5 separate regions of the Mus musculus genome follow, and all the other regions are linked to region 3. Evidence: chromatin loops called from intact Hi-C (ENCODE). Cell type or tissue: heart. All regions are shown on one strand. Region 1 overlaps D630045J12Rik (RIKEN cDNA D630045J12 gene). Region 2 holds the start of Ttc26 (tetratricopeptide repeat domain 26). Region 3 holds the start of Fmc1 (formation of mitochondrial complex V assembly factor 1). Region 4 holds the start of Zc3hav1 (zinc finger CCCH type, antiviral 1). Region 5 holds the start of Ubn2 (ubinuclein 2).

What was found. Peaks named below come from ENCODE experiments on the same cell type or tissue, not always from the same donor. Only the 100,000 strongest peaks of a DNase experiment are listed, where the experiment ranks them.
Region 1: it touches region 3 in a loop (5-fold over the local background); 4 of 42 quality-filtered maps call a loop at or near these places.
Region 2: it touches region 3 in a loop (3.0-fold over the local background); 9 of 42 quality-filtered maps call a loop at or near these places.
Region 4: it touches region 3 in a loop (2.6-fold over the local background); 2 of 42 quality-filtered maps call a loop at or near these places.
Region 5: a loop joins it to region 3, with 5 times the contacts of the local background. A loop is called at or near these places in 9 of 42 quality-filtered maps.

Annotation. Positions count from the first base shown.
Region 1 is chr6:38,157,286-38,162,285 of GRCm38, reverse strand. It overlaps D630045J12Rik (RIKEN cDNA D630045J12 gene), which reads left to right. Exons shown (of 20, transcript NM_194061.3): 11 at 4,042-4,238. Among named protein-coding and RNA genes, the nearest start is that of Gm52858, 20 kb to the right of the region's middle. In heart, a CTCF peak has its summit at 1,968 (motif pointing left); a DNase peak (open chromatin) is centred at 1,955; H3K27ac peaks cover 308 bases.
Region 2 is chr6:38,379,536-38,384,535 of GRCm38, reverse strand. Ttc26 (tetratricopeptide repeat domain 26) reads right to left here and starts at 3,012. Exons shown (of 18, transcript NM_153600.2): 1 at 2,943-3,012; 2 at 2,323-2,460. The coding sequence starts at 2,945. In heart, CTCF peaks have their summits at 1,695 (motif pointing left) and 2,859; a DNase peak (open chromatin) is centred at 3,035; H3K4me3 peaks cover 1,830 bases; H3K27ac peaks cover 1,252 bases.
Region 3 is chr6:38,532,872-38,537,871 of GRCm38, reverse strand. Fmc1 (formation of mitochondrial complex V assembly factor 1) reads right to left here and starts at 3,011. Exons shown (of 2, transcript NM_025363.3): 1 at 2,862-3,011. The coding sequence starts at 2,999. It overlaps n-TRcct1 (a tRNA gene), which reads right to left and starts at 3,941; the gene lies at 3,869-3,941. In heart, CTCF peaks have their summits at 2,777, 2,989 and 4,348; DNase peaks (open chromatin) are centred at 2,701, 3,071 and 4,181; H3K4me3 peaks cover 3,138 bases; H3K27ac peaks cover 2,958 bases.
Region 4 is chr6:38,351,398-38,356,397 of GRCm38, reverse strand. Zc3hav1 (zinc finger CCCH type, antiviral 1) reads left to right here and starts at 1,795. Exons shown (of 13, transcript NM_001347122.1): 1 at 1,795-2,483. The coding sequence starts at 2,176. In heart, no CTCF peak of the experiment used is centred here; DNase peaks (open chromatin) are centred at 797 and 1,907; H3K4me3 peaks cover 3,883 bases; H3K27ac peaks cover 2,114 bases; H3K27me3 peaks cover 2,415 bases.
Region 5 is chr6:38,431,719-38,436,718 of GRCm38, reverse strand. It overlaps Ubn2 (ubinuclein 2), which reads right to left and starts at 2,794. Exons shown (of 17, transcript NM_177185.4): 1 at 2,121-2,794. The coding sequence starts at 2,546. In heart, no CTCF peak of the experiment used is centred here; DNase peaks (open chromatin) are centred at 2,098, 2,418 and 2,888; H3K4me3 peaks cover 3,109 bases; H3K27ac peaks cover 2,125 bases.

The DNA.
Region 1 (5,000 bases), 380 kb after region 3:
TGTAGACAAGCTCCCCACAGTTTCTTAGCCAAAGGCCGAGCTGCTCAGATGGCCACAGTTGTCTGCTACTTCTCAGGTGGAGGCACTTTATGTATGAAGAAGCTAAGAGACTATGTAGCTCAGAGGGAAACATATGTATAAAATTGGAAATTGCTCATTTGGGGATTTTCCTCATTAGTTGGGAGTAATTGGTGTCAAATTGTCAATCTTCTAGCCATCTTAAAAAGGCTGGACAGACACTTGAGAATTATGTGGATGGGTAGATTTATAATTTCAAGATGAAAATAATATTTATAATTACATATTTCCTAAGTTAGAACAATGTATATAAGTCTGATAGACAGGAACCCATCCTAATAGTTAAAGTAGTTTGAGTTTTTTTGTTTTTGTTTGCTTTGTTTTTTTGGTTCAAGAGTTACCTAATTTTTCTTATACATACATACACACATACATACATACACACATACATACACACACACACACACTTACATACATACATAGATGCTTTGCCTTTAAGAGCTCAGCTGAATCATTATGGTAACTTAAAACAAACAAGGGGGGCTGGAGAGATGGCTCAGCGGTTAAGAGCACTGACTGCTCTTCTGAAGGTCCTGAGTTCAATTCCCAGCCACCATATGGTAGCTCACAACCATCCATAATGAGGTCTGACTCCCTCTTCTAGGGTGTCTAAAGACAGCTACAGCGTATTTACATATAATAATAAATAATTTAAAAAACAAGGAAAAAATATTGGGGTAGCAAGTGTGGCCTTATGAAGGGCATATTGCTGATTGCTGTTAAGTGTGTTGTTTTAAGAATGTATTGATTATTTTATGTATGTATGTGGTGTGCCTAAGTGTGTGTATGTGTACCACATGCATGGAGGATCCCTTGGAGCCCAGAAGAGGGGCTTAGATCCCCTGGAATTGGTGGTACAGATGGTTGTAAACCACTGTGTAGGTGCTGGGAATTGAACCCAGGTCTTCTGCAAAAGCAACCAGTGACCTTGACCTCTGAACCATCTTTCTGGCCCCTCAAGTACATTATTCATGCTTAAGTCCAAATGTGTTATTCTAGAGCTAATCTGCTATGAACAGAGGGACAACATGCCAATGAGCAGAGGCCGCTCCTGGGGACACTCATTGAGGAAGGGGTCAGCATGGGGTCAGGTGACTGGAACACAACCCGGGTGTCCAGTAACTAAAGGAACCTAATGGAAGTTTCCTGCAGAAACGAATAAGAGTTCAAGAAAACAAAGATGCCTGACATCTTGGCTCTATTATTGCTTTTTTGATTTGAAGTTAAAACTTTGGGTTGTTTTTTTGATGTAGATAAAAAAATTTTTCTTATACATACATACACACACACACACACACACACACACACACTTACATACATACATACAAAGCATACATAGACCCTTTTTGGCTTCTGTGGGAATCTGCACTCACATTTGAACACACAGACACAGACACAGACACACACACACACACACACACACACAGGAAATACAGTTAAGATAGGGAAGGAGGAAGCCATCTTCAGCCTTATTGTGCTTCGACAAAAGGGACCCACTAAGCCCGGTGAGTCCTTGGTATTTGGTGTCTGGAGGTTTCTATTCTCTATACAGAGCACTCCAAGAAGCTACTGTGTTCATAAGAGCTGGGATTCTCTTCAGTAAGGGGCAACAAGACTTTTAAAAGAGTCTGGGGAGGGGGATCCTCTGCTACTAGGAAATGTTTGTCCACCTGCAAGGAGACCAAGTAGACCATTTGGGGGAAGGCAGTTGGTTTTGGGTTTGTCATTTCCCATGAGGTGCTGCTGAGTCCAGAAATGCATGGAACAGCGGCCTGCTCTAGTAAAGGAAGCTCATTAATTAGAGAATATGGTTGCCAGCTGGTCTGCCTTTTGTTTCCAAGCAACTCTTTGTAAACTATCCTTACAGTACCATTTGTCTCCCTCTGCTGGCAGAAGTCATTATCGCAGACTGCCTTTTCCCTGCCCATTTGGATGTTTAACATTAAGAGTATTAGGTCACAAGGCTAAGCCAACAGCATCACTTTTGAGCCGTAAAGTAATGCATTATGACATCACCTTTGCTCCTATACATAGTATATTGTGTGAAAGCATTCCTTAGGACTCTGATAAAGTCAAGCAGCATTCCCAATGAGCAGACCCATCTGGGCAACTTCATCTTTTTCTAAGTTAATTAATTTTTAATTTTTATGTGCCTAAGTGATTTGCTTGCATGTTTGCGTGTGTACCACATGTTCCTGGAGCCCACAAAAGTCAGAAGAGTTGACCCCTAGAACTGGAATCAACAGGCAGTTGTGAGCCACCATGTGGGTGCTGGGAAGCAAACCTGGGGTTCCCTGGAAAAGCAGTGTGCTCTTAACCACTGAGCCACCTCTACAGCCCCTCGGAGCTGCTTTTTTTTTTAATGCACTTCCATTCTCCTATACTGTGCAGGCTGGATTTGAGGAAACTGTTAATACTCACCCTTGGTCCTTGCAGTGTCATTAAAATGATGTCACCAGACATGGTACTGTGCATCTCAGTGCTGTGCATGACCTCCCTCAGAGGCTCAGAAGCTACAGTCTAGAGGAGGTGCAGCCCCCAAGCTCTGATTCTGGGTGTGGTGTTGGGTGCCTTGGTGTCCTCAGAGAGAACGCCTGTGTCTAGCAGCGAGTACAGGGTGCTTCTGAAGACGTTTGGCTGTGGGCCTTTCTAGGAATGCTTTATCCGTTGGTTGCTGGTCCGCTGAGCTCTCCAATGGGCCTGTTCCTTTGAAGTCTCCTGTTTTCTTTCATGCTTCCTTTGCTTCTCCCCAGTTCCAACTTGCTAGATGTTCTCTTAACAAAGACTCTACACTCATGCTTGCATGTCACTGGACAGGCAGCCGCCAGCATCGCCTCTCAGACTGAACATCTCCTCTGTCTTTCAAACTAACCATGTTGAAAAGGAAGTCTGCTGTTTTATCTCCTTTGCTCCTTTAAAGACCCACCCTTAATGTCACTGCCTTGTTGAGGACCAGGCTTCCAGGCCATTCATTACCTGTTCAACTTTGGATTCTTCTGTCTGCCGGGCTTTTCCCTTCCACTGATTTCGAGAGGGAGAGCCAACCTTTCTTCTCTCTCTGTTTCTCTATCTCTCTGTGTGTCTGTCTCTCTGGCTGTCTGTCTGTCTCTCTTTCTCTTTGTTGCGATCTCTCTGTCTCTCTTTCTCTCTCTGTCTCTCTCTCTGTCTCTCTCTGTCTCTCTCTCTGTCTCTCTCTCTCTGCTAGTCTGTGGGCAGACTGTCTTGATTTCACGCACGTGGTGTCGCTGGGTCTTCGAGTCTGCTCAGATTTTAGAAATCTGCCTCTTTAGAAATAGAGGCTGGTTGTCCAGAGGCTGACTTTAAAAGCCGCCGTTCCGAATGCTCTGTGTGCAGCCTGGCTCCTCTCTCCGCCTCCCCACTGCATTCTGCCCCATGAGCGCAGCTACTGTAATCTCTTCTCAGCCTCTGGTAGTCTCCGTTCATCTCACAATTTGATCTACAGCCAAGTCTCTGAAGCCCCTTTCCCTATAGAGAATGCCTCACACACAGGTCTGTGACAGTGGAGCAGGTGATCTGTTGGAATGGTTTTGTATTGTGGTCTTGACATTTAATCCTCAAGTTCTTGTTTAATCTTTCATAAGCATCTGTGATGAATTCTAAGTATAAACAGAACCTGGCACCCGATCTGTTACAGAGATGTTTGTTGAACTGGGTTGGTGGCTTTGCTGGCAGCCTTGGGTCAGGGGTCACGGGCCTCTGGTCAGCCCTCAGTCTCTTGCTGCCCTTGGACCTCACGCTATCCACCCCGTGTGTTTTACTCTAACCACCCATTGTGTTTCACGCTAACCACCCCGTGTGTATTACTCTAACCACCCCGTGTGTTTCACGCTAACCACCCATTGTGTTTCACGTTAACCATCCATTGTGTTTCACGCTAACCACCCCGTGTGTTTTACTCTAACCACCCATTGTGTTTCACGCTAACCACCCCGTGTGTTTTAGCTGCAGATCCCCAGCGTGAAGGGCTTCGATTTTGCTAAGCAGCATCTGGGCCAGCACAATAAAGACGACATCCTGATTATTCATGAGCCAGCGCCACTGCCAGGCCCTGTGAAGGACCACACCACACCCTCAGAAAACGGAGATGTGCCGAGCCCCAAGTCAAAGCTCCCTTCCAAGAACATACGGCTCAGAGGGAGGTTAGTACTGCGCTTTCTAGACTGTTCTCTGCTGCAGACTCTGTTTCCGCTTTCGTGGCTTATTCTGATATCAGAAACACAAGTGATGAGTATTGCCTTGGGCCGGCAGCCTGGGGGCCGGTTGACTTCTCCAGTTCTACACATAAACCCTGAAGCATTTTCTGTTCCTTCTGCTGGGCCTCTGGATCCGGCTGTGTGACATCTTCCCGCCCAGTGCTTATTTGTGTTGGGTTGCTCCCAGGTTGGATTGTGAATCAGACAGCTAGAAGTGTTTCCTGTGGTGACTGTCCTAAGCTTTGTGAAGGTGATACAAGAAAAAAATGAATGAAAAGGGAACAGCAGGGGCCAGCAAGATGGCTCAGCAGGTAAAGGTGCTTGCTGTCAAGTGTGATGGCCTGGATTCGATCCCTGGAACCCACATGGTGGAAGGAGAGTTGTCCTCTGACTTCTGCACAGGTGTTGTCGCACACTTCTCTCTGGAATAAATAGACGGATTGGGGGAAAAAAAAAAAAAAAAACAACCAAAAAAAAAAAAAAACCTTAAGGGCTGGAGAGATGGCTCAAAAGCTAAGAGCACGAATTGTTCTTCTAGAGGTCAAGTCCCAGCAACCATATGGTGGCTCACAACCATCCGTAATGAGATCCGATGCCTTCTTCTGCTGTGTCTGGAGACAGCTACAGTGTACTCATATAAATAAAATAAATATCTAAAAAAAAGAAAACCCAAAAACCAGTTAAAGTACACGGCCCATGGCACACAGT
Region 2 (5,000 bases), 150 kb after region 3:
GAATGATTCTCAGTTACCATGTGTCCTAGTTTCATTCATTCTTCTGTGATAAAGACCCTGAGTAAAGCAACCTAGGGAGCTGGGCATGGGTGTAAATGCTTAGCTGGACGTGGTGGAACACATTCTTAATCCAAGCACTCTGGAGGCAGAAGTAGAGGAATCTCATGAGTTCAAGACCTGCCTGGTCTACATAGTGAGTTTAAGGCCTGCTTAAACAGACATCTTGTCTCAAAGAAACAAAGCCAAAACCCAGGGCTTCTTTGGTTGTAAAGCGAGTTCCTTATACAGAGGTGATAGTGTATAGAATTGCAAGCAGGCCAGCTTTCAAGGCCCTGCACAGACTTGCCTCAATACAAATGGCAACCAGGAATTATAGGCCAAATAAACCCTCAACGCCCCTAAGCTGTTTGTTTGTTTGTTTGTACTGTTTTGGTTTGCTTTATTTTCATCTTTAATCAGCCCGGTACTTTTATTTTTAATTCTTGCTGCTCTTCAAGAGGACCCGAGTTCAGTTCCTAGAACCCTCATAAGGCAGCTCACAGCTTTATGTGACTCTAGGTCTAGGGCATCCAGTTCTTCTGGCCTCTGTGGGCACCTGCATTTGGGTGCACATACCCACATGCAGATACAAACTAGACATAAGTTTTTAATGTTTTAGTTTGAAAATGCAAGAGGAAATAAATGGAGGTGGGAATGTTTGGAGAGGTATGCAGCAGGGAGTCAGAAGAGAGGCTAGAGGAGGAGGGGAGGGGAGGGGCAATTAAAACTGTCAATGAAATGCTTTAGAGAAGTCTGCTAGTTTGTAAGCTAATTTTAAAAAGTGATGAGACAGCCAGGTAGTGGTGGTGCACGCCTTTAATCCCAGCACTTAGGAGATAGAGGCAGGCAGATCTCTGAATGTGAGGCCAGCCTGGTCTACAGAATGAGTTCCAGGCCAGGCAGGGTTACACAGAGAAACTCTGTCTTAAAAACAAACAACAACAAATAGACATGTACATAGTATTCAGTCCTCTGACTTGCACTGCTAGAAGGTCCTTCCAAGGCAACTCACCTACTGCCAAAGATGACAGCTGACACACGAGAGCCAAACAAGTGGACTCAATATCAAAGCACTAGCAAGACACATAGGGTTCTTCTTACATGTATGTTTCACTGAGAAACATGCATAAAGCTAATCAAACAAGTATTATGGACGGTTTCAGAGTTACATGACCATAGATTCACATTAATGTGGCCGGTGGAAAAATGTGATACAATAGATTACAGCACAGGATAACTGGACCTGGCTGTCAGAACTCTTTGTCCCTTGGTGCACCCTGCACTCTTCTGTACCGAGTGCTTTCCACAAGCAGTTTCTCAAAGTTCAGCCTCCCAGGACAACTTTAGGTCAGAAGGATTTCTCAGACTACTTACCCAAAATGCAGCTTCCTATGCATCACTGCAGAGCTAGTGAATTCAAATTGGTAAAGCAATCGCCTAGAAACAGAAACAGCTAACTATCCTTGGTATTTCCAATGCATATTAAAAAGTGAGATTTGGGCTGGAGAGATGGCTCAGCAGTTAAGAGCACTGACTGCTCTTCCGAAGGTCCTGAGTTCAAATCCCAGCAACCACATGGTGGCTCACAACCATCTGTAACAAGATCTGGTGCCCTCTTCTGGAGTGTCTGAAGACAGCTACAGTGTACTTTCATTAAATAAATAAATAAATAAATAAATCTTTAAAAAAGTGAGATTTGCACCTAGCATTGGTTTAAAAAAATGACCCTGACATACAGAGTTGAAATGTTTTATGGGTTTACAATAGTTTTAAATTGTAAATAGTAAAAATCACTTATTTTTTTTAACCAAAATGTAAATAGGAAGAAGTTACAAATCACTCAGGATTTATGGTAAATAATGTGTGAATTGACACTGTTAAATGTAATACTGTATTCACCATTTGTGGAACTAAAAATTAATAATTTTATGTGTACAAGTGTTTTGTCTTCATGTATGTCTACATACCATATGTTTTGTTGAAGGAAGCCAGAAGGCCTTGAATCTCCTAACATTTAGTTACTAATGGCTGTGAGCAGGCACGTGAGTACTGGGAATTAAGGTCCTCTGGAAAAGCAGCCGATACTTTTAAATGTCGAGCCATCTCTCCAGTCCAAAATGTTTTGTATTTCATCAGGTTTATAGTTAACTTGGAATCTGGAATATGCATCTGGCTATGTTTGTTTGGATTACCCATAATGTACCCACCCGTCCCAATAGCATAGTAACCAGCATTCAACCCACCATCCACCAGACTGAGAAGTAAACCTTCTTTGGACATTACCTCCAATAGGGTAATGGCGCCAGTGAAATCTCTCTGCGAAAGTAGATCCTCTAGTTTTGGAATCTTCCTCCCTTTCTTCTTTCTTTTGTCAGTGTGCGGTGACTCCCCGCCCACAGCGGGTTTGGCCCTTGAAAGCATCTGTAAAACAAATAGCAAAGACTGTTCTATCAAAAGTCATTTTTAAACTGAGGGTAACAGCTCTCAGTCAGATCTACCCTTACCATCAGACCCTAGGAAGTCTATTCAGATTCTTTTTTTATTGTGCATTTTAGTAAAAGGACCATTACCTACTACTGAAGGGGAACCGAATAGCTACTTCCAACAACTTTATCCATAAGAGACAAACAAACACTCACGCAGCTTCTACTACCTAGGTCTTCCAAGATTCTTTTTTCCAGTTCACAGTCTAGTATCGGGAAATGAAGAAGCAGGAGGGAAGAGAGCATCGAGGTACATAGATTTCTTCGCATCCCTCCCTATTCCCGGTGGAAACACTGGAGGGATAAAGGGATCGCCCTCTAGAGACGCACCTAGATTCTATCCAACAGTGCGTTGAGAACTCTAAACCCAGGTACAAACCTATTCAAAATCCCCCACCCTTACTATTCAGAGCCACTAACCATCTTGGCGTCGGTCCTGTGAGCCCCCGCTGCAGATAGTCTGCAAAGGCTGTGCTTCGGCGAGTTGCCACATCCACACAGCGAGCTCCGTTTCCACGGCAACGCCGCCGGGAGGCTGGTCCTTCTGAGAAAGGGCTCGTCCCAAAACCAATGTCCTAAGCTTCTTGGTTCCGTGTGTTTCCGCAGCTGGAAGAGTAGGTGCTTCTCTCAAGGGAGTTAATCCTTGTTGTTTGTGCTGAGGATGAAAATGGGGCTGTGTCTCTACTTAGGAAAGCAGTTTAAGAAAAGGCGATTTAGAAGTACTATTACAACTAGGAAGTATATTTCAAAAGCAAGTTTCTTGGGAAGGTAATTTTCAAGGACCACTTCCGTTTTGCCTGGGGTGAGGACGACAACAGCTCCGCTTGTCTCGTACATTGTCTCTGTTTTCTGCTCGTTTCTGCTGGTACCTGCTGAAGCAAAGGATAGTTTGGAGGCAGAAGTGATACCAAAATATTTCCTCGAGACAATGTTAATCCCAAAGATGGGAGGAGAAAGACCACCACCCCAAATCATCATGACCAAATTAATTAAAGCAAGCTTTTTTATTCGTGTACACGGACTGCTTCTCTCTAAGGCCAGTTTGGAGAGATCAGCATTGGATGTGAGGAAGACAAGGTTTTTATAGATCATGGGGGTTGCGGGGGTGAAATGGGGAAAATAGGAGGGAGAGGTGTTATAAGAGCAGAATATAACAATAACAAGTTAGTCCTAACTACCTCCTGAAACAGTCATGGTTGCAAGGTGGGCATAACAACAGATAGCCATAACAAGGTAGTTATAAAACCTTTTGAAACAAAGGTAGAGTTGCAAGATGGTTCTAAACAACTTTTAGAAACAATGTCATGATTTGGCATTCTTGGAACGGTCAGTACAGAACCATTTGTAGTTAAGGCTATAGGCGAGGCATAGCTCAATCTGAGAAACAAAAATTTAATCATAAGCAGGAATGAACCTAGTTTGTTTTTACTATAAGGTGACTTCTGTTTGTTTTGTTTTTGCTTTGCTTTGCTTTTTGTTTTATTTTTCAAGATAGGATTTCCCTGTGTAACAGCTCTGGCTATCCTGGAACTCTCTTTGTAGATCAGGCTGGCTGGAACCCACAGAGATCTGCCTGACTCTGCCTCCCAAGTGCTCATGTTAAAGGCATGTGCCACCACACCCAGCTATAAATGGGCTTTTAAAGTCTAGGATGGAAGCAGGCTGGTTCTTCAACACACCTATACACAATTAGAAACTATAAAAATGTGTGTACAATTAAAGCAAGAATGGAGTATTTACTCCAGAGCAGCGTTAATTTAGTTGCAATATATACATATATATATACACATACATATATATATATACACACATACACACACACACATATATATATATATATTTTTTTTTTTTTGCTTTGTTTTTCGAGACAGGGTTTCTCTGTATAGCCCTGGCTATCTTGGAACTCACTTTGTAGACCAGGCTGGCCTCGAACTCAGAAATCTGTCTGCCTCTGCCTCCCGAGTGCTGGGATTAAAGGCGTGCGCCACCATGCCCGGCTGCAAAAAATATTTTCAAATGATGGAATTGTGGAATGTTGGAGCTAGAAGAGACCTTAGAGGGCATGCATGCAGTCAAACTTTCAGAGCAGATCCACTAAAGGCCTAAAATCTTAACAACTTGTACTTATATATACTATAAATGTATGAAAAGCGTTGCATAGACTTCTCCAGCCTTTGCATCTCTTCTCACATTTGCAATCTGTTGGTGAGTGAATGACTTTTGTCTTTATATATACACGCTTGTATATACACAAATTGGTATGCAGAGGCAAATATATCCACTTTAGAGAGGCACAATTCAACAAGCACTCCACTCCACTTAAAATTCCTTTGTTTCCAAATCTCAGAAATGGTCCTACTTTCAATAAAAATTTCAAAAAGATTTATTTTAGCTACTTTTTGTGGTGTGATATAGATGACAGATCCTTTAGTTGAAATAGTCAAATAATTACAAAATAATCTTTTAAAAGTACAACTC
Region 3 (5,000 bases):
GAACATAAATTTGAGCATAATTGGGGATGTGTGGATTAGTCCCTGGGCACCACTGCACACATAATTCCTTTTCTCAGACATAATTCCTTTTCTCGATTTGAAAACTAGAACATGTAATACTTGAACATGTAATACTTAATGTACTACAGCAGCGCTCAACTGCTCTAATGAAAACATTTTAAGACAAGGAAGATCATGCTGTGTAGCAAGGACTGGTCTGAGATTCAGCCTTCTTGCCTTGGTCTTACAAATGCTGAGATTTACAGGTGTGTGACAGCACAGTCACTCGTGGGTCAGAGTTAGTTTATGTATGTGAAGATGACTTAGGAGAGAGTCTCACTATGTATCCTAGCCTGCCTGGAAATCACTTGGGTCCTATCTCCAAAGATCAAGATACAGTTGCTGTGACAGCTCAGTGGGTAAGGACACTTGCTGCCAGCCAGACCTGATGATGCTCAGAGTTTAATCCCTGAAACCCACACAGTAGAAAAAGAAACCAGACTCTCCTTTGTCTTCTGACCCCCATGTTTGGCACGCATGCTCCCCCACAAAGATATATAAATATATTTATTAAAAGATAAAAGTAGGGGAAAAAAGAGATGTCCCTGGTTGCATCTTTTCTCCCTAAGGAGTGGAAAAGATGAGCACAGAAATTTTTTAGCCCTGAGCCAGAAAATGAAAAAGCATCCCCCACATTCTTATGTGCCTTCAGTAGAAGACGGTTTCTCAAATTTTCTCTTTCTCCCCAGTCCTGGAGGTAGAACCCAGGGCCTCAGGCTTGCTAAACAAGTACTGTTGTGCTGCCTCTCACAATCAGTCTTGGTGTCTTGAGGGGTCGTTTTTGTTGTTTTGTCTGGTTGGTTTTGTTAGTTTCTTGAGACAGGGTAGCTCTGGTTGGCCTTGAATTCAGGTGTCTGCCCACCTATGCTTCAGGGATCAACAGTGTGGATCGCCATGCCTGGCCCAGCCCTAGAATTCTGAGCATGAATTTATGGTATTTTCCTGAGGAATTTCTTTTGTTGTTACTATTTTGTTTTGTTTTGTTTTGTTTTCTAGATAGGGTTTCACTATGGAGCTCTGGCTGTCCTGGAATTCAACTCTAGACTAGGCTGGGCTCAAAGTCTGAGATATGACTACCATTACCTCCCAAATTCTTTTTGTGAGGAACTTCAAAACCTTTACTACAAAGTACCTTCAAGGACAATAATGTTACCTCTATAAGGTACAATAGCAGTCATATATACCTACCTACTTATCTTCCCCTCTTTGAAACTGTTGGGTTTGCCTTAATTATGCTTTCTTTAAATTTTTAGTTATGTTTTCTTTCCCTGTACCCTTACTTTTCCTAACCTCTATTCACTTGCCAATTCCAGATGCCTAATTATAGCCTACTAGACTTTCTGAAGCACCTCTTCTTCATACCACTGTCCCCTGGTTATCTATACCCTTAGCACTTATTTATGCTAAACATGATCTTATTTTATGGCTCTTCAGGGAGACTGTAGCTTCTTACATGTATATCTTTTGGGTTTGTTTTTTGTTTGTTTGTTTTTTCTCAGAGTCAAGGATACTCTATATAGTCTTGACTGTCCTGGAACTCCCTATGTAGACCAGACTGGCCTCAAACTCAGAAATCCACCTGCCTCTGCCTCCCAATTGTTAGGATTAAAGGACATGTTCCACCAACACCTGCCACATCTTATTCTTGATATTTGGCCCTAGTTCTTAATACACAGTACCTAACATAACTTTTTAAAAGATAAGTGAATTTTAGTTCTAAAGTTTTGCAATGCTCAAATTCTGTAGTTAAGATAATTGCTCAAGAACTTAAGTTTCCATTCCCCTAAATTGTAGCCATGCTTGATCAAGCAGAACTGGGCAGGTGACTGTCCCCGAGCCTTAGTGTTTGTATTTGATCTTGTCCAAAAGGCAGAGAATTGAGCATTACCACATTTGGAAAATTAACCATCTTCCATTCCTTTCTAAGAGGAATATGAACTGTGGATTTCACAATGGCACTTCCCAAGGATAGCATTCTGTATGTTTATGTTTGTTACACCAGTAAAACATGTCATGTATCCTGTCATGCAGAAGGCTAAAGATGTGACATCTCCATAGAATATAAGATATTGCTTTCCTCAGTGGTGAAAGGCTAGTACTAAATAAAACAGTACCACTCTTCAACTCTTGAATATTCCCCACTAAATTGCCTTAAAAATTGCATTTGCCTGGCCCATGCCTTTAATCCCCACACTCAGGAGAAAAGGGCAATCAGATGTGAGTTCAAGGTCAATCTGGTCTAAACAGCAAATTCCAGGTCAGCCAGAGTAATGCTGAAATTCTGTATCTTCATTCCCCACCAACACGCAAGCAAGCAAAAGCACGCGCGCGAGCAGGCGCGCGCACACACACCTACACACACACACACACACACACCCGTCAAATCACAAAAACACTGCTTCCTATTAAAACTTTAATGTAGAAAGGATGAGGAGAGGGGATGCTTGTACCCTTACGCCTTTAAGTCTTACGACCCCTAGGACCCACTTCACACAACGCCCGCTCCTTACTCCATTCCACACCCCATGCACCAGACAAACCAATGAAATCGTCAGAGACAGCTCCACCCCGGTGGGTGGCAGATACGAAGTCCCTAGGAAGGTGCGCCCCACGCGGCTTCTGGGCCAGTAGGGGATTTCAGACCGCAGGTTAGCCGAAGGGCTGGAGTCTGTGGTGAGACCCGCAGGTGGAGGACAGGGTGACTCAGACACGTTTGTCCTGAGACCCTCTATCACCTGCGCAGACCGCCCCCTCATCCGCCCTCCCGCGACCTGGAGCCCACCCAGCCGCGGATGCCGTACCCGATGTGCTCGGAAAGCCTTAACGAGGTACCGGTAGGCCGCTGTGTCGCGATATGGCCGCCCGGTGGCCGCGTTCAGGTAGCGCAGCTCCCTCAGAAGGCCCCGCAGAGTGCGCGCCGGGGACCCCAGGGCCGCCATTTTTCTGTCCTTGGAGAGCCTGGTCCCTCACTGCCTCGGGCGAGGTGTTCCCCCGCCCACTCCGCCCCACAGCGCCCTCTACCGACCACCCTTGGAGGGAAACGCGAGTGACAGGCACCTCAGGGGACCAGGAGAGCAAGGGAAGGTGCCGAATCCTCTCGGCCCTTCTGACTGCGTCCCTTTGGACTGCCGTAAGCTGATGGCCGCCGAGTCTCTGAGGAAAGGTGTCTGGCAGGAGAGTATGTGGATGTCTGGACATAGGTCACGCCAAAAAGATCTTACTGTTTCTACCAGGGATGTCAAAATTAAACGTACCGACCTCCAACTTTATGGTCCCCGCAGCCTAGGAGAAGAAAATGAACTCATACCCTGGTATGGCAAACTGCAGCCCCTTTACTAGTAAAGCCTCACATCCAGTTCTCTAGTTTTGTTTTGTTTTTCTGTTTGTTTATTGTTGTTTTTCGAGACATGGATTCTCGGTATAGCCCTGGCTGTCCTGGAACTCACTCTGTAGACCAGGCTGGCCTCGAAATCCGCCTGCCTCTGCCTCCCGAGTGCTGGGATTAAAGGCGTGCGCCATCACGCCTGGCTTTTTTTTTTTTCGTTTTGTTTTTTTTGTTTGATTGTTTTTCCCCGCAGTTCTCTAGTTTTAAAACAAGATGGCCGGGCGTTGTGGCACACGCCTTCACTGCCTGCAGAAGCAGGCGGATCTCACAGCTCATAGACCATTATGGTCTGCAGTTTGTTCTAACCCAGCCAGAACTAGGTAGAGAGACCTTGTCTCTAAATACATAAAATAAACAGTAAGTTTGACTCGCAATAATCATCTAATTAGATGATGTTAAAATAGATAAAAAAAAAAAACGAACCACCCCAGATGGGACTCGAACCCACAATCCCTGGCTTAGGAGGCCAATGCCTTATCCATTAGGCCACTGGGGCTTCTTCTACTGATGTCCTCAAACACCATAATCAAGTTATTTCCTGTTTCGTACGTCATCACTTAAATTTATTGTTTTTACCCTATCACAGAGAACCAAACTCAGCCTCAGTGTGAAACGGATGCCTGCTGGGAAATGTAGTTTAGATGCCAAGAGTCAACCGCTTCACCCTGCAAACAGTGGATGCCACGAAGCCGAACGGGCTCCCGCTTTTGCTTACGTGTTCGTGTTTCTGTGCGTAGTAGCTCTGCGCCTGCGCAAAAGTGGGCCCGGGAGACGTCAGAGCCAAACGGGCTGCGGAAACCAGTTCCTCGAGCCTCCCTCTGGTCCTATTCTTTGTCAGATTGTAACAGGAAAAGCCAAGCCCCTTCCGATTGGGCTACTTTCAGGGTTTGTCTTCGCTCTTAGCTGGTCGTTAGGTGGCGTTTAGGTAGTGGTCAGTTTCTGTTTCCGGTTACAGCGCTGAGGCCATTTCCGCAGCCAAGGATGTATTAGAATGGGGTTCAGTTTTCGAATTTTCAAGTGGGCTATAAGTATAAGACGGTGCGAAATTAGTGCCTACTATAGTAGAAATTAGGGATAATTAGAATTTAGGTTTGTTCCTAATTGTATACCGTAGACAAAACCACTTTGGGAGGAGGGGGTGAGGAGTGAGACCGGGTTTCTCCGTGTAGTCCTGGAGGTCCGGGAACTCGCTCTGTAGACCAGGCTGCCTCCCGAGTGCGGGGATTAAAGGCTTGCGCCATCACCGCCCTGTCATAAAACCTCTTTTTGAGGTGTCAGTGGCTCTTTATTTTCTAAGAAGCAGTTCAGTCTATTTAAGGTTGCCCTTGTAGACCCTACCTCATTAGCTTTTTATATGTTAACCTTCGTCTAGCTCCGGCCGCTTCTTGTTCCCCTCTGCTCAGATATCTGAGCTAGCCTCTTTCCTCAGTCCCAACAGCCTGCATATCGCCTTAGTATTCCTATTTACTCTCTGGGTCTTTTGACTTGCTCGGTGTATGTTAGAAGCTGTTCTAGGCCCTTTAGGCTCTCTATGACAAGGTTACAGTTAGCTTTG
Region 4 (5,000 bases), 180 kb after region 3:
TTGTCCTAAACAGAAGTTTATAGTATCTGATAGAAAAGACTCATATTTAATATTTATAAAATCCCCTTTACTTGGTCCCTCATCCATCCCCAGGAGGAGGGAGTTGACAATTCTAGATCCTTCAAGGGACTTCCTCTGACCCCCTAACGGGACACTGCTATTTCTAAAGCTGATGCCCTCTGGGAGCTGGGATTGTTTCTTTGATTTCTGTGTCTTCAGAGTCACTACTGTAAGGACCATACCGAAGATAGTAAACACATTGATCTTACTTGATTTGATAAGAATGGGGCTCTGGAAACCTGCCAGACTGAAAATAAGGCCAAGTGGATTAAAAGACAAGACAGAAGCAAGAGTCAGAGTCAACAAGCAGCCAGATGAGGCCCGGGCTTGGCTGCTTTACAGACCACCGTTCCAGTGAGTCAGAGAGAGCGGCTGTGCGTACCACACCAGAGGGATTCTCATTCGGGTTTCTGAAGAATTTGAAAGACTTTATTTCTTATGAATTTGTTTTTAAATTTTAAATTACATTTATCAGAGAGAGAGGGGGGAGGAGGAGGGAGGGAGGAAGGAAGAGAAAGAGTGTTGTGGAGGTCAGAGGGCAACTTGCTAGAGTAAACTCTCCCAGCATGTGGGGAAATTCTGGGGGTCAAATTAGTGTCCTGTGTTTTAGCAACTGGTGCCTTTACCTGCTCAATTATCTTCCTGGCCAATAATCCCTTTGCCCCAGTCTCACAAGTGCTGATATTACCGGCATGCCTTCACCACGCCAAGCTTTTAATATTATTTTAGCGTGTGTTTGTCTGAGTGGGTGGGGTCACTCGCACCTCCCTCTTGTGAAGTTTGAAAGCATCGCAGTGCACACTTCTCCTGCACCGTGCCTGCAGATTTTAAAGAAAGGGTTCCCATCTGATCGGTGAGCGCTCCATTCATTTCATTTCTGAGTGCTGAAAGGAAAGCCCCTTTCTTTTTCTAATTTGGGTCTAGTGTTTACTGGCCTGCAAATTAGCTGAGAATACAGATGAGACAAACTAAACACAATTGTGCAAAAGAAGTTTTAAAGTCACAATTTAACAAGGGGAGGAGGCCGAAGAGCGTATAAGGTTTGTGTGTGGTGAGTGTGTTTCACTACGGAGTCTGGAAGGACAATCGGAGTTTTTTTTTAATGCTAATGTTTGGAGCAGCAGAATCTTCCGGAAAGCTCCCTGGGGACACGGATGGCTCTTTAATTTCATCAGCCTTTGCTTTCCTCAAAGGGAAATCTAGTTATTATTTCCTTCTGTCTCTACAGTAACTCTACGGTAAGGTAAGGGTTTACCTTAAAAATCATCTTCATGCCAAGGGGGGAGGGGTGGGGGAAATCTGAAGACATTCTAAGCAGTTGGTTTGAGGCACCAAAATTGGAGATTTTAAGTTAGCAAGGCCAGAAAGGATCAAAGAGTGGGTCTTCAAATAGCTCTGGAGAAGGCTACGTAAGAAACCAGGGAGAGTAACAATCACCGCCCTCTAAGAGGGGCTCGGCACTGGGTAGAAAGTGCGTAATCCTAGATCTGGTGCCGCGGAATCAGGCCCGGAAACAAACTCTCGAGAACCTCGGTCATCCGAGCTCCACCTGTTCCTTCAAGTTATTTCCCCAAGTGCGGAGTTCGGATAATATCCATGTCCTAAGGTGGTGGCGAGCATTGACGACACTCGGCGGAGAGTCCCGCTTACAGGAAGCGCTCACCAGGTCTGCTCTTTCCGGGGCTGGGTGGGGCTGATTTGAGGACGCCTCTAGTGGGCCCCCCAGGATGCGTCACTCTCCTCAGGCTCATCAAAACTCCACCCGAGCCTCACGAACGTCCTTACTTCCTCTCTTCCTGGTAGCAGCCTTGCAGTCCCGAGCTCGGGGGACCTCACGTCTAGCCTGGAACCGAGGGTACCGCGCCGCGGCGGACCTGCCCGCCTAACGTCGCTCGCTTCCCATTCGCTCTCCCGCGCGGCTGACTTTAAATCTGACCCCAGGACCTCGTCGTCGAGGTCGGGCCTCGCGACACCACCGCCGGAGTTGGAAAGCGAAACCGCTCTGCTCTGCGAGCGGCACCGCCCGCGTCCGCCCCTGGGACCGCGCGTAAGTTTCGATTCTCCGTGAAGCCGAGTCCCGCGCAGCGGCCGGAGCAGCGGCAGCCATAGCGCGCCATGACGGATCCCGAGGTATTCTGTTTCATCACCAAGATCCTGTGCGCTCACGGGGGCCGCATGACCCTGGAGGAACTGCTGGGTGAGATCAGCCTCCCCGAAGCGCAACTCTACGAGCTGCTGAAGGCAGCAGGGCCCGATCGCTTTGTGCTATTGGAGACTGGAGACCAGGCCGGGATCACTCGGTCGGTGGTGGCTACTACTCGAGCCCGCGTCTGCCGTCGCAAGTACTGCCAGAGACCCTGCGACAGCCTGCACCTTTGCAAGCTTAATCTGCTCGGCCGGTGCCACTATGCACAGTCCCAGCGGTGAGTGCAGCGGGAATGGGGAAGGTTCTCTAATTGCCTAGTCCGGCGCCGCGGGGCAGCTTCCTAGGGGAGGCGGGAACCGGGTGGATATGGCTCACTCGGCTGCAAACCCCTTCTCCCTCTATCCCTCCTAATCTCTAGACCAGTGGTTCTCAGCCTTCCTAATGCTGCGACCCTTTAATACAGTTCCTCAGGTTTGTGACCCTCAACCATAAAATTATTTTCGTTACTACTCCGTAACTGTAATTTTGCTACTGTTATGAAATGTAATGCAAGTATCTGTGTTTTCCAATGGTCATATTCGACTCCTGTGAAGTTAGACCCCCAGGTTGAAAAATCTGTAGCCAAAGCGCTATTGGAAAGGCGGACAAGGCTGCCTCTCTACCCTTCTCACCTCCCACCAGAATCCTAATTAAAGTACGTTTGCACCAACCAGAGTTTGTAGAAGTTGCAGGCACACCTTTTTCTCCTTGCTACTCTGGTACCTCGAATGTTGCGATCGCCCCAGAATCCTAGCGGTGCTGCCCAGTCTCCTGTGTCTCGGGTGCGCCAACTCCTGGATCGCTGTGACCCTTCACTCCTTGTCTCTCCACCTGGCCAGATAGATAACTAAAGGTATAGTGGCCTCTCAGCCTTCTTCCTAGTATGCGTGGTGGCCTGTACTACGACACCCCCCCCCCTTCTTGCAACCGACCCACTGTCTCAAATTGCATGAAATAATGTGGCTTAACTTCTCAGGCAGCTGCTTCTGGTCCTACTTGGTCTTCTTCTTCTTCTTCTTCTTCTTCTTCTTCTTCTTCTTCTTCTTCTTCTTCTTCTTCTTCTTCTTCATAAGCGTTTCCAAGGGTTGGCTCAAGTCCTTTTATTTTGCTGTCTTCCAAATTTCTCCAAGACAAGGATCACTTGCTGGGGTTCACCTGTCATAACTACCGAGATGATTTCCAAACACATAACCTGTGCAGGCCTGCGTCTTCATCCAGGGGTCTGAGGAACCAGTGTCTTGCTCACATAGGCCAAACTCCCTCCAAACAAGCTCTCCAACCTTATCCCCGGCTCCACGCCCCCAGTTTATATAATTTCTAATCCCTCTGCCCTTTCCTCTTCCAGGGCTCACATCTGAGTGTTGCAGAAGTAATGAATGGTTGGTTCTAGGCTATCGTGTTTCCGAGCTTTTGTCCTTGTGGTTGGTGGTGGTGGTACGAAAGATTGGGCTGAGGACCTCTTGCATGCTAGGCAGGTGCTCCGCTACTGGAGCCAGAGTTTCACCGACTTGCGCAGGCTGGCCTTGAATTCCTGCAGTTAGCTCTCAGCTTGGTTCCTCCTGTCGCTCACTGGCAAGAGCTGAGATTACAGGTCTGTGCTGCCAGGCCCACGCAGCTTTCTGTGGAGAGTATTTTCTATACTTCGTTGAGTCTTAAAAACTGTGAGTGTTGCTCTGTTTTGGAAACAACGTGATCATCAAACGGTTTTGAATCATCCATTTATTTACGAGAAAAACAAAAAACAAAAAACTACAGTCACTCACGTCCAGGATACACCTTCGGGGATGTGTGTATCAAAACATACAAAGTAGGAGTGTTTTAAATGGATGGGGTAATATTTTTTTTTAAATTGCTAATTGTTTGGAACAAGAACTCATTTAGTGTTAAATATTTGAAGGAATGCTTCCGTGTGCCCCTTTATTTAAATATTTAATGTTTTGATGCAACAGCTTGAAAGCCTTTCTGAGTTACAGGAAGTTGGGCTTAGAAGAAGCCATCTAAGTTGCCTGCAACTGAAGAAATAGGAGTAAGAAGGAAGGGAAGTGGTTTGAGGCAGAAAAGGAAGGAACACTCTTAACACTACTGAGCGCCGACAGGGTTATCAGCACACTTTCTGATTCTTTTTTTCTATTATTACCTGTTCTGAGAATTTCTTCAGTAAGTGCTGGCTTTTTGTTGTGAAAGTTTCAGTGTCTTTCTACAGTTCTCAGCGTATTAAAAAGTGGACAGGGGAGACTGTTGAGTCTCCGCGTACCCAACATTTTGGATTTTGGTTCAACAGTTTTCAAAATGTGGTCTACCCTGTGTCATGTATTCTCCATCTCTGTCCCCAAACTCCAAACTCCAGTGTTTTATGTTAAAGTGATTATTTACTTCATAAGTATTCAGTATCTCTTAACAAATAAGTATTTATCAATATTCTCGCTGTACAATGATCACCTCTCCATCTCCCTCTCCGTCTCTCTCTTCCTCTCCGTCTCCATCTCTTTCTCCCTCTCCGTCTCTCTCTTCCTCTCCCTCTTTTCTGTCTCTCTCTCTCCCCCCTTCCTTGACATAGGGTCTTGTAATCCAGGTTGGTTTAGAACTCTCATTAGACCAGGAATGACCTTGAAAGTTTGGACTTCCTACCTCTACCCAAATGCTGGGATTACATGCTTGGCACAACCAACCATCCCAGGTTTATGGGGTGATACCGATGGAACCCGGGACCTCGTGCACACTAGGATGCACTCTACTAGTGCAACTACATCCTCAA
Region 5 (5,000 bases), 100 kb after region 3:
GATAATATCTATGAAGCAAACATAAAAATTAAACCCAATTCATATGTCCCATAGAATATAAAAATATAGCCATATACCAAACATTGCTTTAAAGGTAAAGGAAAGATCACATACACAATGGTAAATTCCACAGAGCCTATATAGCAGGTTAAATATAAGTATGATATAGCTAAAAACAGATTAAAACACCTAGGTTAGCCTGGCAGGAGGGCGCACACCTTTGATCCCAGTGCTCAGGAGGCAGAGGGATCTGAGTTGGAGACCTGGTCTACAAAGTGAATTTTAGGAGAGCTGGTGCTACACAAATCCTGTTTCAAAACAAAACATCTGGGTTAGTGTAGGTACTTCCTATATATTTGCACAATGACAAAACACTAACTAGAATTATGTATTTTTACTTAAAAATGGCTTTTGTCTTGCTGTTTTACTATACTTTGTGTGTGTGTGTGTGTGTGTGTACAACTTGTAGAAGATGGTTCTCTCCTTCCACCATGTGGATACTAGTTATGGAACTTAGGTCTTTAGGCTTGGCAGCAAGTGCCTTTACCTGCTGAGCCATTTTGTCACCTGATTTTTTGTTTTGTTTTGGTTTGGTTTTTTTTTTTTTTTTTTGTTTTTTTGAGGCAGGTTCTCACTATGTGGCCCTGAACTCTCTCCATCCTTCCACCCCAGCCTCCAGAGTGCCGAGGTCACAGACTAGCATGCCCATCTACAAAATGTTTTGCATCTGCAACTTACACAAATTGTAAAAATTGTACACTTAATATTAGAAAAGCAAGAATTTTTTTTTTGGAAAATGTTCCAATTTAATAGACAAAAAAGAAGCATTTATATTATAAAACCAGAAAGGGTTATGAATGAATTGAGTTTACAGGACAAAGTACTAGTGGAAGTGACCAAAATGGTCTCTACCCCTAACAATTCGATTTCTCTGAAAACATTTAGTAATGATGGCCACACCATACTTGTAACTAGCCATCAAAGGATTAACTGGCGCAAAATGAACACAGACTAATGATATTATTCAATGTGAGACTTTTGACTATAGAGTAATCCACTGCAAAACAAAGATAGTTGAAAGGAAATAATGAATTCTGCAGTTCATTAGAAAGCCCAGCCTAATAAAGAGCATAGTCGCTAAACAAGAGAGCAATGTCTGTCTCCTGCCTCTGTCTCTCTCTCTCCCATCTCCCCTTCCTAAAGATCACCAGCCCACAACAATAAAAATTACAATCACCGACAAACCGCTGTCCTAATCCCATTGTTCACCGGTTCCCTCAAAAGCATACCGATGTATTTTCCTAAGTTTTTTTTTTTTTGATCCAAAGCGAATGTTTTTTTTTTTTTTTTTTTTTTCCGTCATTCTCCAGAAATCCACAACGGACAAAATGCTCCCAATTCGAACTAATGAGAGCCACTCAAATAATATGACTGGGCAGCCACCGGGTAAGACAAGAGACCTTTCCATTCAAAGACAATGTGCACAAACTCAACACACACACACACACACACACACACACACAAAGCTAACAATATTTACCAACACAAGTGCAACCACATTACGAATCCACTTTTTCATTCCTAACGTGGAATCATTAGTTTCTGAAAATGTTTAATTTCTCTTAAATCCCCTTCAATCAAGGAAAATAAACCACCCGGCCACGAGCCCATCTCAGCAGCCCTGGCGCACGGTACAGCTGGGTTGAGGAAGGATGAGGATGAGCCGAGAAGGGGTCACACAATCTCTCCGCTTCAGACCGGGGGGCGTGTCCCCCAAGGTTTTTTTTTCGCTTCCCTTCTACCGGAACGACAGATGGAAGTGCCACAAGAAGCTAGCCGCACGGCTCACAGGGCCTCGGGATTTGGTGTGGGGAACAGAAAGGAAAAGGAGGAAAAAGCTGAGGTTTCGAAAGGTGCACAGGAAAACCGGCTCGGCGCGGTGTGGTGGGGGCAGCATCGGCCACCCAGGAGGGCCGAGCCGCGCAGCTCCCGCCCCGTCTAGCTGCCCGGCCCCCGCCACCCCACCCCCGGGGCGAGCGAAGTGCAGAGCAGCCCGGGCAGGCGGCGGGTCCGGAGGCGCCCGGGCTGTGGGGCGGCCGGGAGGGAGGGACCCTCTGTACCCGTTGTTCTCCGCACAGCAGCAGCTCCGGGTAGCTGAACTCCACGCAGCTTTCGTCCGTGGGGTCCTTGAGCACCAGCTCCAGGCGAACCGTCTCCTTCGGCGGTCGCGGCGGCGGCTCCGCCCGGGAAGCCGACTCCCGCGGAGGGGGAGTCTGCAGGGGCAGCGGCGGCGGCGGCGGCTCGGGCCGCGGGGGCTCGCGCTGCAGCGCCATGGGCGGCTCGGCGCGGCTGACCTCGCGCTGGGGGAGCGGCTTGTCGCGCGCCGGGGGCTGCGCGTCAGCGCGGGGGGCCGGCTCCGCCCGGGCCGGCTCGCGGTACGGCTGCGGCTCCAGTCGGGGGGGCTCGCGCTCGGCGCCCGCGAAGTCGGCCTCGCGTCGCCTCACCGGTGACAGGCTAATGAACGCGACTCTGCGCGGCTCCGCCATCCCCACTGTTCTGGCCCTCGGCGCTCGCTCGAGCCGGCTCTCGCCTCGACGCCGCACGGCGCGCCTGCCCGCCTCTCCTTCTGCTCTCCGTCACTTTTCTTCCCTCCAGCACCCTCAGCTGTCCCCGCGGACGCCACCGTGAGTGCGGACCGGGTCCCCGTCCCCGCTACTACGTTCTGATGGGCTCCACCGCCATCGCCAGGGTCGCCGCAGCCGCCATGTTGGATCCCCCACATAAATAGAAGCAGGCCGCTGAGCGGGCGCATGCGCACACTCGAGACGCTCGCGTCCACAGTCGTGGCTGTTGCTCAGTTTTCCCCTTTTCCTCTCAACAGTCTGGAGGCCAGACAGCTCGGCGGAAGTGACGTCACAGACAGGCCTGTCTCCGTGGCAACGGGGACGCTCTCTGCTTTGCTTTCAAAGGAGGGGTTTGGGGTTCCCTGAGTGATTTCCTCCTCTCGCCCGGAAACCGAGGCACGCTCGCCGATCCCTTAGGGTGAGCGTCGCGATGTGCCTGGGACCGACACAGTCATGGCGCCGGGTCCCGCCCGACGTTGGCCTCTGGCTCTCGGCGCTGGGGAACAGGGTTGTCAGCTGAGGATTCCAGGCGGACCCAGGGCAGGGGTGAGGGGCTCGCGGCCCGGCGCCGGGCCCGCCGGTCTGTTGTCCCGTCACCTGAGGTGTCCAGGGTAGAAAGGCGAAAACTAAACTCTCCTCAGACCCCTCCCGAAAGCGCTACGCTGCCTCCCACACCGCTGCCTCCCACACCTCTTCCTAGCCGCTTTGCGCATGGCGGTGAGACGTTCAGTGACGCGCCTCAGTTGGGAAATTGAACTGGCAAAGGAACAGTTCTTGAAGACTTGAACGTCTTGGCAGCCTTTGGTGTTATTTTAGGGGACATGCTCCCGGGGGAAGAAAATTCACGGCTCATCTTTGAGTGGGAAGGAGCGTTGCTTAGGCTTCGTTGGAGCATCGTGGGAAACGAACTGGAATTCAGATTTTAACGGACGAGAATTACTAGCCCTTTTCATCTATTCAATAGAAAGGGAATTGAAAGACTCCCTTGCCGCATCCTCAAGGAAACCCAAGCTTGTTAATTGCATCAACTATATTAGATGTTGAAGAGCTGAGTCAAAGAGTCGTCACAGACGTTTTTAATATTTGCTCTTCTATTCCTTTCCAAAGGTGTACCAAATGGTGATGGAATGTTCAACCCAAAAGATTGTGCTAGCTCTAAGCCAGGTGTAGAGATGTATCCCTTTAGTGTCAGGAAGATACAGGCTGTTACATTTCAACATGGTCCACATAGACAACTGCAGGTCAGCTAACACTTCTTTTTTTTTTTTTTTTTTTTTTTTTTTGGTTTTTTGAGACAGGGTTACTCTGTGTAGCCCTGGCTGTCCTGGAACTCACTCTGTAGACCAGGCTGGCCTCTGCCTACCGAGTGCTGGGATTAAAGGCATGCGCCACCACGCCCGGCCAGCTAACACTTCTTAATGGAAGTGGGTGCACTCTGGAGCCAGGCGGATCTCTATGAGTTCAAGGCCAGCCTGGTCTATTTAGTGACTTCTAAGACAGCCAGACCTACATAGTGAGACCCTGTCTGGAAAAAAAAAAAAAAAAAAAACTGGCAGCAGCAACAAGAAAAAAAAAAGAGGAAGATGATGAATTTCTTCCTTACAATGCTGCAATATTTTCTTGACACTATATTTTACCTCCAACATTCCTTCCACTGCTCCTGGTTCTGTTTGGGTCTCCTATTTTTGGATTGAAGTGACCTTTCTGCCCACAGACTCTGTTTCTGCCATCTTAAAATGGGCAATTAAAGTTTTTGGAACACTTTCTTTTTTTCTTTTTTTTTTTTTTCTTTAGTTTTTCGAGACAGGGTTTTTCTATATAGCCCTGGCTGTCCTGGAACTCACTTTGTAGAAATCTGCCTGCCTCTGCCTCCCGAGTGCTGGGATTAAAGGCATGCGCCACCATGCCCGGCTTCTGGAACACTTTCTGATGTATCTCTATCCCATCTCCAATTGACTGAGGGCTATACCTGTGTTCAGTTTCTGCCATTTATCCCAGAAATTGCAGTCAGTCTGTCCTTGAGTCAAGCTCTTCTGTAGGTAACCTCTCATACAATTATCTAATTCTGGGTGCCTTGAAAATACTTTGAACATCAATCCACAGAGAGAAGTAGGTTCTAACCGTGGTGTAAGCTACTCAAATAAGCACCTAAGAGGCAGAGGCAGGTGGATCTCTGAAATCGAGTCCACCCTGGTCTACAGGGTGAGTTCCAGGACAGCCAGAGCAATGTAGTGAGACACTGTCTAGAACAAACCAAGAAAAAAGTAGTTTCTTTCCTGTAATCCAGTGTATACACACACACACCCATGAAATTTAATCTACCATACTAATACAATGTAGCATAGAGTGAAAATGATGGCAGTCAAAGGACAGCCT